2 separate regions of the Homo sapiens genome follow, and region 1 is linked to region 2. Evidence: chromatin loops called from intact Hi-C (ENCODE). Cell type or tissue: natural killer cell. All regions are shown on one strand. Each heading gives the region's core, and the rest is flanking DNA. Links, peaks and the distances in the headings are about the cores only. Region 1 overlaps RDH13 (retinol dehydrogenase 13). Region 2 holds the start of GP6-AS1 (GP6 antisense RNA 1).

The links. Hi-C counts contacts between places; a loop is a spot of excess contacts. Peaks named below come from ENCODE experiments on the same cell type or tissue, not always from the same donor. Only the 100,000 strongest peaks of a DNase experiment are listed, where the experiment ranks them.
Region 1: a loop joins it to region 2, with 3 times the contacts of the local background. A loop is called at or near these places in 8 of 110 quality-filtered maps.

Annotation. Positions count from the first base shown.
Region 1 is chr19:55,055,698-55,058,608 of GRCh38, reverse strand. It overlaps RDH13 (retinol dehydrogenase 13), which reads left to right. Exons shown (of 7, transcript NM_001145971.2): 3 at 1,801-1,956. Among named protein-coding and RNA genes, the nearest start is that of RDH13, 6.0 kb to the left of the region's middle. In natural killer cell, for the core only: no CTCF peak of the experiment used is centred there; no DNase peak of the experiment used is centred there.
Region 2 is chr19:55,004,616-55,007,526 of GRCh38, reverse strand. It overlaps GP6-AS1 (GP6 antisense RNA 1), which reads right to left and starts at 1,300. Exons shown (of 3, transcript XR_001754013.3): 1 at 1,238-1,300; 2 at 1,063-1,110. In natural killer cell, for the core only: no CTCF peak of the experiment used is centred there; a DNase peak (open chromatin) is centred at 1,356; H3K4me3 peaks cover 681 bases; H3K27ac peaks cover 1,373 bases.

The DNA.
Region 1 (2,911 bases), core at 134-2,633, 51 kb before region 2:
GAGCAAATACGGTATGATTCCACTTACAGGAGCTACCTACAGTTAAATTCATAGAGAAGTTGGAATGGTGCTTGCCAGGGGTCAGGAGGGGAGGGGAGAATGGGGAGTTACTGTTTAATGGAAACGGAAGTTTAGTTTGGCAAGATGAAACAATTTGAGAGATGGATGGTTGTAATGGTTGCACAACATTAGGAATTATTATTATTGTTTTTTTTTTTTTGAGATGGAGTTTTGCTCTTGTCGCCCAGGCTGGAGTGCAGTGGCATGATCTTGGCTCACTGCAACCTTCGCCTCCCGGGTTCAAGCAATTCTCCTGCCTCAGCCACCCGAGTAGCTGGGATTACAGGCATGCAACACCACACCCAGCTAAGTTTGTAATGTGTTGGCCAGGCTGGTCTTGAACTCCTGACCTCAGGTGATCCACCTGCCTTGGTCTCCCAAAGTGCTGGGATTACAGGTGTGAGCCACCATGCCCGGCCCAGCCATAAATGTTTTTAATACCAATGAACTGGACACTTAAAAATGGCTAAGAGGGCGGGTCTCGGTGGCTCACATCTATAATTCCAGCACTTTTGGAGGCTGAGGCAGGAGGATCACTTGAGGCCAGGGGTTCCAGACCAGCCTGGACACCATAGCAACACCCCCATCTCTACCAGAGTTAGCCAGGCATGCTGGCACAGGTGGTACCTATAGTCCCAGGTCACTTGAGCCTAGGAGTTCAAGGCTGAATGAGCTGTGATGGCGCCAGCACTCCAGCCGCGGCAGCAGAGTGAGACTGACTCAAAAAAAAAAAAATAATAATAAACAAAAAGAAAAGGGGGTTAAGATGATAAATTTTAAGTGATTTGTATTTTACCACAACAAAAAAAATTGGAGGCTGGGCATTGTGGCTTATTTGTAATCCCAGTACTTTGGGAGGCCGCGGGGTGGATCACCTGAGGTCAGAAGTTCAAGACTAGCTTGGCTAACATGGTGAAACCGCTGTCTCTACTAAAAATAAAAAAATAAAAAATTAGCTAGTTGTGGTAGGTGCCTGTAATCCCAGCTACTCGGGAGGCTGAGGCAGGAGAATTGCTTGAACCCAGGAGGTGGAGGTTGCAGTGAGCCGAGATTGCGCCACCGCACTCCAGCCTGGGTGACAGAGTGAGACTCCATCTAAAAAAAAAAAAAAAAGGAGAGGATGGGGAATCCTCTTGCCTTGGCCTCCCAAAGTGCTGGAATTACAGGTGTGAGCCACCGTGCCCGACCAATTCAGTGATGTTTAGTATAGTCACAGAATGATGCAACCATCTTTAAAATCAATCTTAGAACATCTGTTACCCTAGAAAGAAACCTGCTCACTGTAACTATCAAGCTGTAATTCCCTCTCCCCACCCCCTGCCCTAGAAAACCAAGAATCTATTTTCTTTCTCTATGGATTTGCCTATTCTGGGCGTTTCATAGGTGTGAAATCATATACATAGAATTCATGTAAATGGGATTGTACGCTGTGTGGTCTTTCGTGTCTGGTTTCTTTCCCCGAGCACAGTGTTTCTGACGGTCATCCTTGCTGTAGCATGAGCCAGTGCTTCACTCCTTTTCACGGCCGTCTAATATTCCATCTCTATGGATGGACCACATTTTGTTGTCCCTTCATCCACAGATGGGCATTTGGTTGTTTCTACCTTTTGGCTTTTGTGAAGAATGCCGCAGTGAACATTGGTGGATGTGTTTTTGTGTAGACGTATGTTTTCATGTCTCTGGGGTCAGTACCCAGGAGTGGATTATTAATTTAAATCTTTTTCCATCCTGGGTTTTCAGGAGGCAACATCATCCTGGCCTGCCGAGACATGGAGAAGTGTGAGGCGGCAGCAAAGGACATCCGCGGGGAGACCCTCAATCACCATGTCAACGCCCGGCACCTGGACTTGGCTTCCCTCAAGTCTATCCGAGAGTTTGCAGCAAAGATCATTGAAGGTAGGAGAACGCTGGCCATGTGGGATGAGGACTGGGATAGGCGGCTCCCAGGGCCAGGCTCTGAGAAGTGAATGAAGCAAGCAAACTTTAGAGCAGAGTTTTGGCAAACTATGAGTTAGGGGCCAAGTCCAGTTGCTGCCTTTTTTTGTACAGCCTGCAAGCAACGACTTTATTTATTTATTACTACTGTTATTTTGAGAGGGAGTCTCACTCTGTCGGCCAGGCTGAGTGCAATGGCGCGATCTCGGCTCACTGTAACCTCTGCCTCCTGGGTTCAAGCGCGGACCTCAGCCTCCTGAGTAGCTGGGATTAAGATGCCTGCTACCATACCCTGCTAATTTTTGTATTTTTAGTAGAGACGGGGTTTCACCACGTTGGCCAGGCTGGTCTGGAACTCCTGACCTCAGGTGATTCTCCTGCCTCAGCCTCCCAGAGTGCTGGGATTACAGGCGTGGGCCACTGCGCCCGGCTGACTTTGTTTTGTTTGTTTGTTTTGAGACAGATGGGGTCTCGCTCTGTTGCCCAGGCTGGAGTGCAGTGGTGTGATCTTGCCTCACTGCAACCTCCGTCTCCCGATTTCAAATGATTCTCCTGCTTCAGCCTCCTGAGTAGCTGGGATTACAGGCACCCGCCACCGTGCCTGGCTAATTTTTTGTGTTTTAGGTAGAGACAGGGTTTCACCATGTTGGTCAGGCTGGTCTCGAACTCCTGACCTCAGGTGATCTGCTTCCCTTGGCCTCCCAAAGTGCTGGGATTACAGGTGTGAGCCACCGTGCCCTACCTGAATAATTAGTTTGTTTGAGACAGGATCCATCTCTGTCACCCAGGCTAGAGTGCAGTGGTGCAGTCATGGCTCACTGCAGTCTCAACCTGCTGGGCTCAAGGGATCCTCCCACTTCAGCCTCCCAAGTAGCTGGGAGTACAGGCATACGCCACCACACACAGCTAATTATTG
Region 2 (2,911 bases), core at 123-2,622:
TATTCCCTTTAGTTTTTCAATTCATACAAAACTGTATCCAGGCCATCACCAATAATTCTAAATGACAAATGTTTCTTTTAACAATCCCACAATGTCACCCCTTACCACAAAATCTTCCTTCAGCTTAATCGCTCCCACTTTAGGTTCCCACGCCGCCCCTAATCCTGCTCAAAGCAGCCTTGAGAAACATCACCCATTATCTCTCCATACCACCCCCAAAAATTTTTGCTGTCCCAACACTTTACCCCTATTTCATTTTATTTTTCTTATTAATATAAGAAGACAGGAATGTCAGGCCTCTGAGCCCAAGCTAAGCCATCATATCCCCTGTGACCTGCACGTACACATCCAGATGGCCGGTTCGTGCCTTAACTGATGACATTCCACCACAAAAGAAGCGAAAATGGCCTGTTCCTGCCTTAACTGATGACATTGTCTTGTGAAATTCCTTCTCCTGGCTCATCCTGGCTCAAAAGCTCCCCTACTGAGCACCTTATGACCCCGACTCTGCCCGCCAGAGAACAACCCCCCTTTGACTGTAATTTTCCTTTACCTACCCACATCCTATAAAACGGCCCCACCCCTATCCCCCTTCGCTGACTCTCTTGTCAGACTCAGCCCACCTGCACCCAGGTGATTAAAAGCTTTATTGCTCACACAAAGCCTGTTTGGTGGTCTCTTCACACGGACGTGCATGAAAGGTGCGTGTATATTTTTGTAACACAATAAATAATAACAGTATACACTTTTTCTTTTAGAAGTATGCTGTTAAACAGAATTAAGAACAGGAAGTCTCAAAATTGTTTCTTTCAGGAGAGAAGACTTATTAATGGGGGAGAGTTCTGAACCACTTGCTTTGCATACTGCCACTTAGTTAAAAAATCGCATTTTAACTTAAAAATATCCAAAAATAACACAGTTTTATAATAAATTATTACGAATATCACAAAATAATAAAAATACAAGTAATGCAGAGTGGAAATGCAAAGCTATGAGTGCTAGACGGCTAACAAGTCATAACAAACAACACCAAAATTAAAGAACAAGATAGTTGTGACTTACCTTGGTCAATCACTTTCCATAGTAGTCATTCAATCCAGGATCTCATCTCTGAAAATGAAGGAAAAAAGCAACAGAAAATAGTGTAGAGGTCTCTGGTGTTCCAAGAATAGGCGCTGCAGAGAGATGTGGGTGCCTGGGCTGTGCCCAGTCACTGAAATGGCACACCTGATGCTACCTGTTCACTTCGGGCTGAGCAGGAGAGAGAAAAGACGTTCCCCTCAGCCACTTCCCGTCTTCTGATTTCACTTCTTGCCTGCCTCCGACTGCAAATCCTGGTTTGACGTCACTTCCTGTCTTCTGATTTTACTTCCTGTATGACCTCACTTCCTGTCTTCTACAACCACTTCCTGTCTTCTTACTTCACTTCCTGTCTTCTGACTTTACTTCCTGTATGACTTCACTTCTTGTCTTCTACCACCACTTCCTGTCTTCCGAATTTACCTCCTATCTTGACTTCACTTCTTGTTTTTTTTTTTTTTTTTTGACAGGGTCTCGCTCTGTCTCCTAGGGTGGAGTGCAGTTGTGCCAGCTTGAAACCACCTTTCCAAAATTATGACTGAGACAGTGAAAGAGATTTAACTGACTCCATTTTGCTTCTAACCTCCAAGCTGTCCTTTTTCATTCCTGGGCATAGGCTGAACTTTGGGAGAAACTTATAGTTTAAACAAAGATGATAGCCCTTTTCCAAAGCACACCTCTTTGTTGCCTGGGGACTAGATTGGCCCTGTAGGACGAACATTAGCCACGAGATTAGAAATTATGACTTAGGAGTCATGCAGCTGGAGGCTACAAGATTGTGACCCTCCCTAAACTGCTTCTAAGATCAGCGTTTAACTTGCAGACCCTGTACTTGATGGATCAGCTGGCACCACCCATATCAATAAACTGGCCCATCTTATCTTTTGGCCTCCACTCAGGAACTGAGTGCAAGAAGATAGCTTTGGCTCCCACGATTTCATCCCTGACCAAACAGCACTCCTGGCTCACTGGCTTCCCACCCACCCACCAAGTTATCCTTAAAAACGCTTCCTGAATGCTGGGAGACACTGATTTGAATAATAATAAAACTCTGGTCTCTCGTAGAGCCAGCTCTGCATGAATTATTCTCTATTGCGATTCCCTGTCTTGACGAATCAGCTCTGTCTAGGCAGTGGGCAAGGTGAACACATTGGACTATTACAATCTTGGCTCACTGCAACCTCCACCGCCTGGGTTCAAGTGATTCTCCTGCCTCAGACTCCCAAGTAGCTGAGATCACAGACGTGCACTACCATGCTCAGCTACATTTTTTTTTCTGTCCCCCGGGCTGGAGTGCAATGGTGCGATCTCGGCTCATTGCAACCTCCGCCTTCCGGGTTTAAGCGATTCTCCTGCCTCAGCCTCCAGAGTAGCTGGGATTACAGGCATGCACCACCAAGCCTGGCTACTTTTGGTATTTTTAGTAGAGACAGGGTTTCACCATGTTGGCCAGGCTGGTCTCAAACTCCTGACCTCATGTGATCCACCTGCCTCTGCCTCCCAAAGTGCTGGGATTACAGGTGCGATCCACCATGCCCAGCCCATTCCGTCTTCTGACTTGACTTCCTGCCTGACTTCACTTCCTGAAGGATGTGGTTACCATGGAAGTTGTTTTGGGGCACAGGATGTGGTCTGGGATTGGGGATTGTGAAAAGCAAGACCCTCACCGGGGTCTTTCTTCCAGAGCTGCAGCTGAGCCACAGGATCTTGAACAGGAGAGAGTTCTTCCTATTCTTGTGGAAGAGCTGAGGATTGAGAAAAGCGCGGCTTAGCTCATGGGAGTGACCTTAGCTTTGAGAAGCCTGAAAATGAGGCTTGGAGGTAGAGAGTG